Regions from separate parts of the Homo sapiens genome. Here region 1 is linked to region 2. A link is a contact called in ENCODE Hi-C or POLR2A ChIA-PET data. All regions are on one chromosome and are shown on one strand. Each heading gives the region's core, a stretch centred on a gene start or an enhancer-like site at or near the end of the contact. The rest is flanking DNA. Distances are from core to core; before and after follow the strand shown. Region 1 overlaps MBNL1 (muscleblind like splicing regulator 1). Region 2 overlaps LINC02917 (long intergenic non-protein coding RNA 2917).

Region 1 (4,717 bases), core at 1,757-4,256, 210 kb before region 2:
CTATGCAGGGCTTAACTGCACCTATTGTCTGCCACTATTCCATAGTCTTCATAGGCTCCAAAGACAGATCTGACCACCATCCCTGAGCCAAACCAGAGTCTCTATGACCTTGTGAAAGCCCAGTGACATTTGGTAGGTGCCAGCATCATTGAACACTCCAACATTTGTTGGCTGCTTTTTTTATAGCATCATGAAACTGGAAATGGCAGATCACTATGTTTCTATTATTTTTAAATTGCTTCATTATTTTTTCAGTACAGCAACAATCAGATTTCTAAACTGTTTGTAGCTGAAATACTTCTGAAGTTTTATGACATCCAAATCAGACACTTTTCAATCTTGGCTAATAGTTAAAAGCCCTAACATTTACATAATAAATGTTAGCGCTCTATGTGTAGAGCATGCCTTTCAGTGGAGAAACACAAAATGTGTTATAAATATTTATCCAATTTATCATTGTACCATTACTAGGTGGATTTACAGTATGACTGTCTCTATTAAATTTCTAGAGCTTTCCTGGGGATAAAACAGAGGTAAACTTCTTAAGTCAAATGCATCCAATTTTTCTTCTAACAATCTCTTGAAAGACTTATTTAAGCAGTTCTTTACAGACTGCTTAAACATAGTTTAAGACTAGTTCCTAGTACATTTACAAAGCAAAAATGCTCCAACTTTAAATCTCTCCTTCCCTTCAGGAAGTACTGACTAAAAACCAAAAGGTATATTTTTATTATAACACAGGAATAATAAAACTTACATAGTGCTTCCTATATTCCAGGTACTGTTTTCAAAACTTTACCAATGTTAATTCCCTTAATCCTCTCTCAGTATTACTGGGAAGGGTTGTTTGTAACATTTCAGTTTTTCTGAATACTTAAGTACGACAAAACAAGTGACTGAACCCAGGCAGTTTAACTACAAACTAGGTGCTCCTAATCATTACTGTAGGGATATGTATTTGTACCAAGTGTATCCCACTTGATCATCTGTAAGTTGTTTTGCTTTTGTTTAATCATTGACTGCTAATACTAGAAACAGATGACTCTAGGTCAGAACCAAATGGAAGTCTTCAACCCTTTTGAGTTCTGCAAAGGAGAAGATATTTCATAATGTAAGCAACTGAATTTGGAGAAGACTAATCCACATAGCATTTCCAAAGTGTAATGGGAAAAATTTAGATGCTTTTGTAAATTTCAATTTACTTGTCATTTTTTTTTCCTCAGAGGAACCTGTCTTACAGTATCAACAATATTTTTAAGAAATGGAACACCAAAGAAGTTAAAATATTGCTTCATATTATCTACTTCAATAAGAAACCTAGTGAAGCAAGAGGTTCTTGGATTATCTATATATTTCACTGACATGCCTCTTCAATTTGGATATAACACAAATAATGAAAAATTAATTATATATAGTTATATATTATATTTAGATATAAAATAATTTAAAAACTATTATATAATGAAAAAGTTATATATCTTTGTGTGTGTATATATACATACATATATATGTAAACATACATACAAACACATAAAATTAAAGATATAAAGTTAGACAGTAATATAGGATGGTATGTTTTAAGGGGCAAGTCTTTATTGAGAAATATAAAAGTAACTAAAGGAAATCAGAGAGGAAAAACATTTTGGTTAAGTCAGCTTGAGAATAATAACATCATTACTTAGTATTTATATGAGGCATTTGTTGTATTTGTACCTGCTAGATCCCACATATCCCTACAAATAAAGTAAAGTATCTCTAAAGTGATAACACTTATTCAGTCATGATAAATTTCAAAGTATAATATTATGTAATATGTTTCCAACAACCTATGTCAATATTTCCACTGTAACTCTTCCATTGAAGTCTACTCAGCCTTCTAGATGGGACAGCATATATTATGCATATAATTAGTGCTTAAATAATTTTCTAAACTGTAGCAGATGTGTAAAATTTTGGCTGCCATTTACATGCAGAAATTAGTATATATTACACTGCTCTGCATTGTCTTTGCCAAATACAAAGACCCTTTCTTTTTCCCAATTTTTCATTGGCACTCCTTTCTAAATCTGTGAGATTCCCTAACTGAAAAACAAATACTGTCAATTTCTGACCTCACAAATTCTGCCTCAAGTCCAGCCATTAAATGCTACTGCTTCACATAAACAATGACAGAGCACGAAGAAAAGGTGAGGCAATAAAGGTTCTCACCACTGCTGACCACAGTCTCCTTCAGACAGATCAACTTTGTACTTGAACAAAATGTGCTCAATGACACTGGCTCTGTCCCCATGGAGAAAACACTCCCCTCCCTGCCCCACCCCCCTGCCTATGACCATTTGCTAAAATTGTGCACTGCCATCAGCTCTCCCAGACTTGAGGCAGCAGCGAGGGGAAAGACAAATTGGCTCATGAGCCCAGAACATGTTTCTATTGGATGGACTGCAACAGCATAAGCAGTAAGGGTAAAGAAAATCTCTTGAGGCAAAAAAAAGCAGTATCACAACACAGGTTATCTGAGCCTGTCTCCTCCTCTGCACTCCACCCCCATACCTAGAGAATTCCACTGGTTTTCTAGGGCAGTTCCCCAAATAGCTAAAGTAACACTCAACAAACTACCTAAAAATTACCACTGAGAATAAAATAGAAAAGTCTCAGAATTTTTAGAATCATTTCATATACAGTATGTGTCTAGTATCCTTGAATAGTTTTTCAGAAAAAGATCCATATTAACAATAAACATACAAATAAAAATAGATGACAACTATAAACTATGGAACTTGTACCAAGTATCTACAGATGAGTCTATATAGCAAAAGGGTATTGAAGCCATCACGTTAAGCATAGATACTTGAAAGAGCTTAGTCATCACAAGGTGCTCTGTTCTAAATGGCAATCAGAAGCTGTAGTGCATATTCTTAAGTGCTTAGTTAAGATGAAAAGTATGGAGATGTTGGGCCTCACAGGAGCGTCAGCCATGGCAACACAGTTTTTTTTTTAACAAACCAGAATGTGAACGTGAGAGGGGAAAGCACAGAAGGTTGTCACACGATTTTTTTTTTTTTCTTGCTATCACACCAACAACATTTAGGCTGAAAGCCTGGATCTGCTAAACACTCTGCTCGGGTGCATTAAGTGAGTAAAGGAATATATCTGTGATTTCTACACTCTCTACCTGTGCTGAAAACAGGTGGCTTTTATTAGAAATAGTTGTTGTATCTTCCTTTGTATTTTGTACATGTTCCTCTCCTAATACTGGGCACTGTTTACACATCTTCCTTCCCTGGTGACAGCCTCCAGAAGGAGGCTCATGCCCACAGTCTATATCAGGCCAAGAAAACCCCATAAGTGTTTACCAAGTGAATGAGTCCTGACTATATTTCAGAATATAGGATATTCTGTCCAATAAAACAGCTCTCAAACATTCCTTTTGCATCTCTTTCAGGGTCCATAAACTGACATACTATAGCCCCATTTTTTTCTTCATTCAAATATATTTTTCTCTCCTCTAGTCTTCTACCATTTCCTCCTTTTCTCAGTTAACTGCTTACTACTGTTATCCAAGTACAAATTTGTGGCTCTGCTCCCACCTAAGTAAACAATATGGTCACCTGTTAGAGGTATCTGTATCCTAAGCTTGTAAGCTTCTCATATACACAAGCCTTAGAGACAAGCACAGAGAAACAGTCCCAGGAGTTGACATGGAAAGAGCAATACAGTCCCAGCTCAATGGTTAAAAATCACATGAAGTGAAATCAGAAAGTTGCTTGTTCAAATCCCAACTTTGATATTTATGAACAGTGAGACTTTGGGTTAATTATTAAACCTCATTGAATTGTAACCTCCTCTTCTATGAAAATGAGGATAAGAATACCAGGCTAGGGATAACGTGAATATTAAATGGGGGAATATATACAGGGGCCTCAATTATGGTCTGGTACTCAGAAAAGGAAAATGACCAGGCTGCTCTCACTCTCCTAGCACGTTCTTTACCTTGCAACCCCTGGTTCCCATCACTCAGGTCAATTTCTCCAGAGATGCTTGAAAGCATCCTTTTCTCCTGTTCCTTCAACATTTCCTTTGTCAGAGTTTGCCAGCTCACCATCAAGTTAAAACCTCCTTTAATGAACTAACCCAACAAAGCCTCTAGTAAATCTTTTTTTTTTTTTTTTTGAGACAGAGTCTTGCTCTGTCACCCAGGCTGGAGTGCAGTGGCGCGATCTCGGCTCACTGCAAGCTCTGCCTCCCAGGTTCACGCCATTCTCCTGCCTCAGCCTCCCGAGTAGGTGGGACTACAGGTGCCTGCCACAACACACGGCTGATTTTTTTTGTATTTTTAGTAGAGACGGGGTTTCACCAGGATGTGTTAGCCAGGATGGTCTCGATCTCTTGACCTCGTGATCTGCCCACCTCAGCCTCCCAAAGTGCTGGGATTACAGGCGTGAGCCACCACGTCCAGCCGCAAATCTCCTTTAATGAATTAACCCAAACGAAGCCTCTTTCACTGGACTATAGTATAGTTTAGTGCAATGAAAGAACACATATCCAGGAACCAATGAGACCTGTGTTCATTGCAGCTCTCTCACCCGCTAGCTACATGACCTTATGCAGGTACTCAAAACTCCCTGCCCAAGCCGTACCTTCACTTGGGAAATTGTGTTCAAGAAACAGTAGCTCCTAGAGTAGCTGTGACAAAGCTTTCCTCAGGCCAAAGTAAGAA
Region 2 (5,336 bases), core at 1,040-3,539:
AGGTTTGTTCAGTCTTTTTATTTACACTTACTCCCTTTTAACTTCTTATTGCTTATGTCCACTTCCATTAGGATTTTCATTTAATGATATTTATTTAACAAATACCTATTAAGTGCCACCCTGGGCCTAGTCCTAAAATAGGAAGTGGGGAGATGCCAGTGAACAGCAATGAAGGATGCTTCCCTGCATTCATGGAGTTTTTAGTAAATGAAAACAAAACACCGGCCGGGCACAGTGGCGCACGCCTGTAATCCCAGCACTTTGGGAGGCCGAGGTGGGTGGATTACCAGATCAGGAGATCGAGACCATCCTGGCTAACACGGTGAAACCCTGTCTCTACTAAAAATACAAAAAATTAGCTGGGCGTGGTGGCGGGTGCCTGTAGTCTCAGCTACTCAGGAGGCTGAGACAGGAGAATCACTTGAACCCAGGAGGCGGAGGCTGCAGTGAGCTGAGATCGCCACTGCACTCCAGCCTGGGCAACAGAGTGAGGCTCCATCTCAAAACAAAACAAAACAAAAAACAAAAAACACCAACTTAAATATAAAACTAAAAACTTATGATAGACACTTGGAAGGCAAGATCTGGAGAGTTATGAGAGTGAAACTGGCGATCTAATTCAATCTCTCAGTTGGTAAAACTGTGAGACCTGAAGCATGGGCAGGATTAGCCAAGCAAAGATTCGATGGAAATCAGTTCAGTCATAAAGAACAGCATTTTCAAATGCACTGAAGTTTATAAAAAACACAAGTGTGTCCATTACATAGTGTGAGGGAATTGCCCATAGAGAGAATACACTTCCCAGGTAGCCAAAGTGGATATACTCCTTCATTTCTTCTTCTAACCTGAGTAATGAATATTTTTAATGTAATTAACAACACTTACAGATTTTAGGTATGATCCTAGATTGTAAACTGCTTGGAGGCAAGATCTATTTATTTTTAATTTTTTAAATGTTTATTTTTGTTAATAAAGATAACTTATTCATCTTTTGTTGAAATGGGGTCTCACCATGTTGCCCAGGCTGGTCTCAAACTCCTGGGCTCAGGTGATCCTTCTGCCTCAGCCTCCCAAAATGTTGGAATTACAGGTGTGAGCCACCATGCTTGGCCATTGACTATTTCTTATTCATGTTTTTGTTCCATGCATTGTTCAACACAATGCACAATAGGTAATGAATATAAGACTGGGTTTCTGAGTGGGACTTGTGTAATTAATTACACAGGATCCTGCACTTAGAAGGGCACACTCTTGCTTTAATGCTCAGATGCCATTGTTCTGAATTTCTTAATACTTTTTTAAAAGGACCCTGAATTTTCATTTTGAATTGAGCCCCCCAAAATTATGTAGCCAATCTTCAATGAATGTAAACTTGCTGAGTGAATTAATGATTCAAGGGCCAACAGGATCTAATTGGAATAGTTCTGCAGGTCATTTTTTTACTAGGGTCTATTATACTCCAGGCACACCATATGAGTCTCATATGAGTTATGTGATGGATGGCTTAGAAATGAGCAAAGTTCTCCTTTAGGAAACATCTTCAGTTCTCAAGTGTACTATTTCTTTCTTTCTTTCTTTTTGAGACAGAATCTCACTCTGTTGCCCAGGCTGGAGTGCAGTGGCGCGATCTCGGCTCACTGCAAGCTCCGCCTCCCGGATTCACGCCATTCTCCTGCCTCAGCCTCCGGAGTAGCTGGGACTACAGACGCACGCCGCCAAGCCCTGCTAATTTTTTTTTTTTTTTTTTTTTTTTGTATTTTTAGTAGAGACGGGGTTTCGCCGTGTTAGCCAGGATGGTCTCGATCTCCTGACCTTGAGATCCGCCCGCCTCTGCCTCCCAAAGTGCTGGGATTATAGGCGTGAGCCACCGCGCCCGGCCTCTCAGTTGTACTATTTCTTAAATAACACATTGAGCTCTATATTGATGTGGTCACTTGTGACTTACTCAGATATTACTGGAACCCTCTCAACTGAAGCAGAATTTTTTTGTGTGTAATTACTTCTCAAATCTACATCCCCAACACTAGGAAATGAGTAAGTTAAAGTCCCAGGCATTGTTTACTAGGCAACAGATCTCTTTGCATTTTGTAAATTATTTGCCACCTGTCGCATATCGCAAGTACGAGTGAGAGATATCAATGTGGAGAAATACATTTCATTCAGGACCATGCTGATGAGTCTACGGAAGTTTGCAGAAAAAGCAAAAGCAGTAAAAAACCTTCAATTAGGACGGATTAACCACATTATATGTGCGCCTGGTAATGAATGACTGAATTGGACCTTCTACAGCTGAAGCTTTGTGGCTTTGGGTGCCTGGAAGAACTAGTTTCGTTTTTAGTCTAGATAAGAACAGTGCTAAGAAATATTTATGAGAAGCTGGGGTAAATATTGAAAATTATTGACTGAATCAATCTTTTCAGAGTACGAGAAGCCCCTTTAAGAATTCAGAAGAATTTTTTTTTAGTTCATTAATCAGTTCACCAAGCTACAATCAAAATTTTCTTACTAAGCTTCAATATGACAGGCTGAGCTCTCACTATCTGTTTGGATCATGATCCATGGATTATGGCCTCCTTAGTGCAGTTGACAACTTAAACTGTTTTAGCTCAAGAGGAGTTTTTATGGGTACTTTTAGCAGTGAGTCAAAAAGGTGCCTGCAGAGTAAATAGGACTTTAAACGACATACCTTTCAATTCATTGCCTCTTGGCAAAATGTACAGATTCCAAGTCTATTTCATGAAAGCCTTCTATGGATCTCAGTGGACTACCTCATGCGTGTACTGAACCTGGGTTTGGGTCATCACTCCTTGTTCAACAGTGACAGAAAACTCTTTTCATTAATAACAATTGCAGAACATTATTATCTTTCAGATAAACTATTAACAGATTGTGAAATTAGTGACTAAAAACACTGCTTTGAAAGAAGGTGAATTTCAAACTTATGCAACCAAGCAGGACTGAGTAAATCCAGCATTATGTCTATTTGGTGATTATTTAGAGATGTGGAGTTATGATTTCGTTAATAGAGTGCATTCGTTTTGCAATGATGGGATATAGTAAACCTGTATCATTAATGAACAAAATATCATCCCTTGATCTTTTTTTCTGAAGTCCTCAGAGAGAATTCCTCCTTGGTGGCCTACTTATACATTGTACATCTTTCATGACACCTCATTATCTTCCTGTACTTAATTATTTTTATCATTTTCTCTCTTTCTCTCTAGCCAAATGCTCCTTGAGTATAAAGACCACTTTATTTATTTATTTATTTATTTATTTTGAGACGGAGTTGCCCAAGCTAGAGTGCAGTGGCACGATCTCCGCTCCCTGCCACTTCTGCCTCCAGGTTCAAGCAATTCTCCCACCTCAGCCTCCCGAGTAGCTGGGATTACAGGCACATGCCACCATGCCTGGCTAATTAAGAACACCTGTTCTTAATATCTTTATCCATAGTTCCTGGCAGATAATAAATGCTTATTAAATAATAATGAAAGGGTGCTTGGATTATTCTTCTTTTACATCATACCATGGTTATGTGTATCTTCTTAGTCCTGATGCCTAGGTAGCTATCAAGTCTATGGAAGGCAGCCTCAGTCCATAGAAAATGTATATCAGGCTGAAAAGTTTTAAGCACACATGAGAGTGTGCCCATATGTGATGGTGGAGAGACTGCTGGAAAGCAGAGTGTTTTCTAATTCTGGGGGGCATGAGTATCTAGATTGAGGAGCAGAGAGAGACGGGGTTTGGGAAGAAAGCAAACAGCACAGAAATTGCCTTGATGCACTGTACACACAGTGAACCACATCCTCACCCTTGTGGGGAGTTGCTCTCTGAGATATCTGGCTTTTGCTCTGACATCGGGAAGGAGGCACTCATTTTTTAAATTTCTGCTCCCAAAATATAGGCTTTAGGAGCGGGGATGGAGAAGCACAGTTAGACCCCTGACAATTTTGTTGTTGTTGTTATAGCATGGAAACGTTTTATCTAATGAAAAAAATTAGGAAGACATTTTAGTTGTAAAATATATAAAACTCTGTGGGGCAGAGTGCCAACACATTCATCTACAGAGCAACAAATATTTCACAGGTGTGTATAAAAGACATCTTGTAAAAAATTCTTTTTATAAACAAAATCAATCTATATTGGACTCTGCTTCTCCCCTTCTATAGAACCAGGATCAGTTCTTCATAAAAGTGTATAAGTACACATACATATATATGCATATACATGCACGGATATACACACATATGTATATGTGTGTGTGTGTATATATATATACACATATATACACATATATATATACACATATATACACATATATATACACATATATATATACACATATATACACATATATATACACATATATATACACACATATACATATATATACACACACATATACATATATATACACACATATATACATATATACACATATATATACATATATATACACATATATATACATATATATACACATATATATACATATATATATATAAAATCTACCTAGAAAGTAGTTAAATTAACTGCAGTAGAAAAGTTTAATCTGTGAATCTAATTAAGCATATTTTTTAAATGTCAATTGGAGGCCCATTTTAACAGGCAGGATAGAAGAATATTAACTAAATTGTGATAATTTATATAGCTCTCATTTCTCCTAATTTAGCTGTTGTAAGATATTTTTTCAAAAAAAAATTTCTTTTTAGCTGCACCAGTTTTCCCTTAACATAATTTCCAATGACAATATAAAATGCAATATATTTATTTATTGACATTTTAAGGTAATTTCTATTTTATTTTTCCTCTGAGATTATTTTAAACTTACATTTTCTTTTTTTGATTTTTTTTTCTTTTTGTAATTGTGCACCCAAAACATTTATTTTTTAGGTACTTGTGATAGACATTGCTCTCCCCTATTTCTGCTCCTTCCATGTATACACAGAATTGTGAGTTGTTGAAGTAATGGGAGACCATTTGCTTTAAGTCTGACTTCTCTCACGATAGGAGGGTAAATATTGGTTAGTTTAAACCAGTTATTTATCTTTCCAGTAATAGAAATGGAAATGGTCACATGATGTAACTCAGCTGATGAGACACAAAGGAAAGCCTGTTGGGAGGCACCTGGAAAAACTGTTATTACTTAATAAGAGGGACAAGGGAAAGATACGCAGTTTTGTAGTCTTTTTGAGGGATGAGAATGCAATAATTGGAGCTGCTACAGCCACTTGCAATTAGGTGGAAGAGATAAGCCTGAGGGCAAAGCTGAGGAATTAGAAAGAAAAGTTGAATAGTTCCTGGGTCAATGATAAAATCCTCTGGATATGCAAGGT

The links. Hi-C counts contacts between places; a loop is a spot of excess contacts on that map. ChIA-PET counts read pairs that join two places held with the same protein, here RNA polymerase II (POLR2A). Pooled maps may share reads with other maps.
Region 1: a loop to region 2 is called in a pooled map, with 2.3 times the contacts of the local background. The contact joins two enhancer-like sites. A Hi-C loop is called at or near these places in 1 of 37 single-sample maps with no recorded cell type and 4 of 50 pooled maps. POLR2A ChIA-PET finds 5 or more read pairs at or near these places in 4 of 52 experiments (CD4-positive, alpha-beta memory T cell, T-cell, activated B cell and 1 more).

The regions. Positions count from the first base shown.
Region 1 is chr3:152,401,485-152,406,201 of GRCh38, reverse strand. All of the region lies in intron 2 of MBNL1 (muscleblind like splicing regulator 1), which reads right to left. Among named protein-coding and RNA genes, the nearest start is that of MBNL1-AS1, 130 kb to the right of the region's middle. Within about 2 kb of position 3,006, at least 20 of the 41 ENCODE cell types and tissues checked have a DNase peak (open chromatin) inside an H3K27ac peak, as active enhancers do.
Region 2 is chr3:152,190,709-152,196,044 of GRCh38, reverse strand. All of the region lies in intron 1 of LINC02917 (long intergenic non-protein coding RNA 2917), which reads left to right. The region is part of intron 1 of LOC101928166 (a long non-coding RNA gene); the gene reads left to right. Among named protein-coding and RNA genes, the nearest start is that of LINC02917, 12 kb to the left of the region's middle. Within about 2 kb of position 2,289, at least 7 of the 41 ENCODE cell types and tissues checked have a DNase peak (open chromatin) inside an H3K27ac peak, as active enhancers do.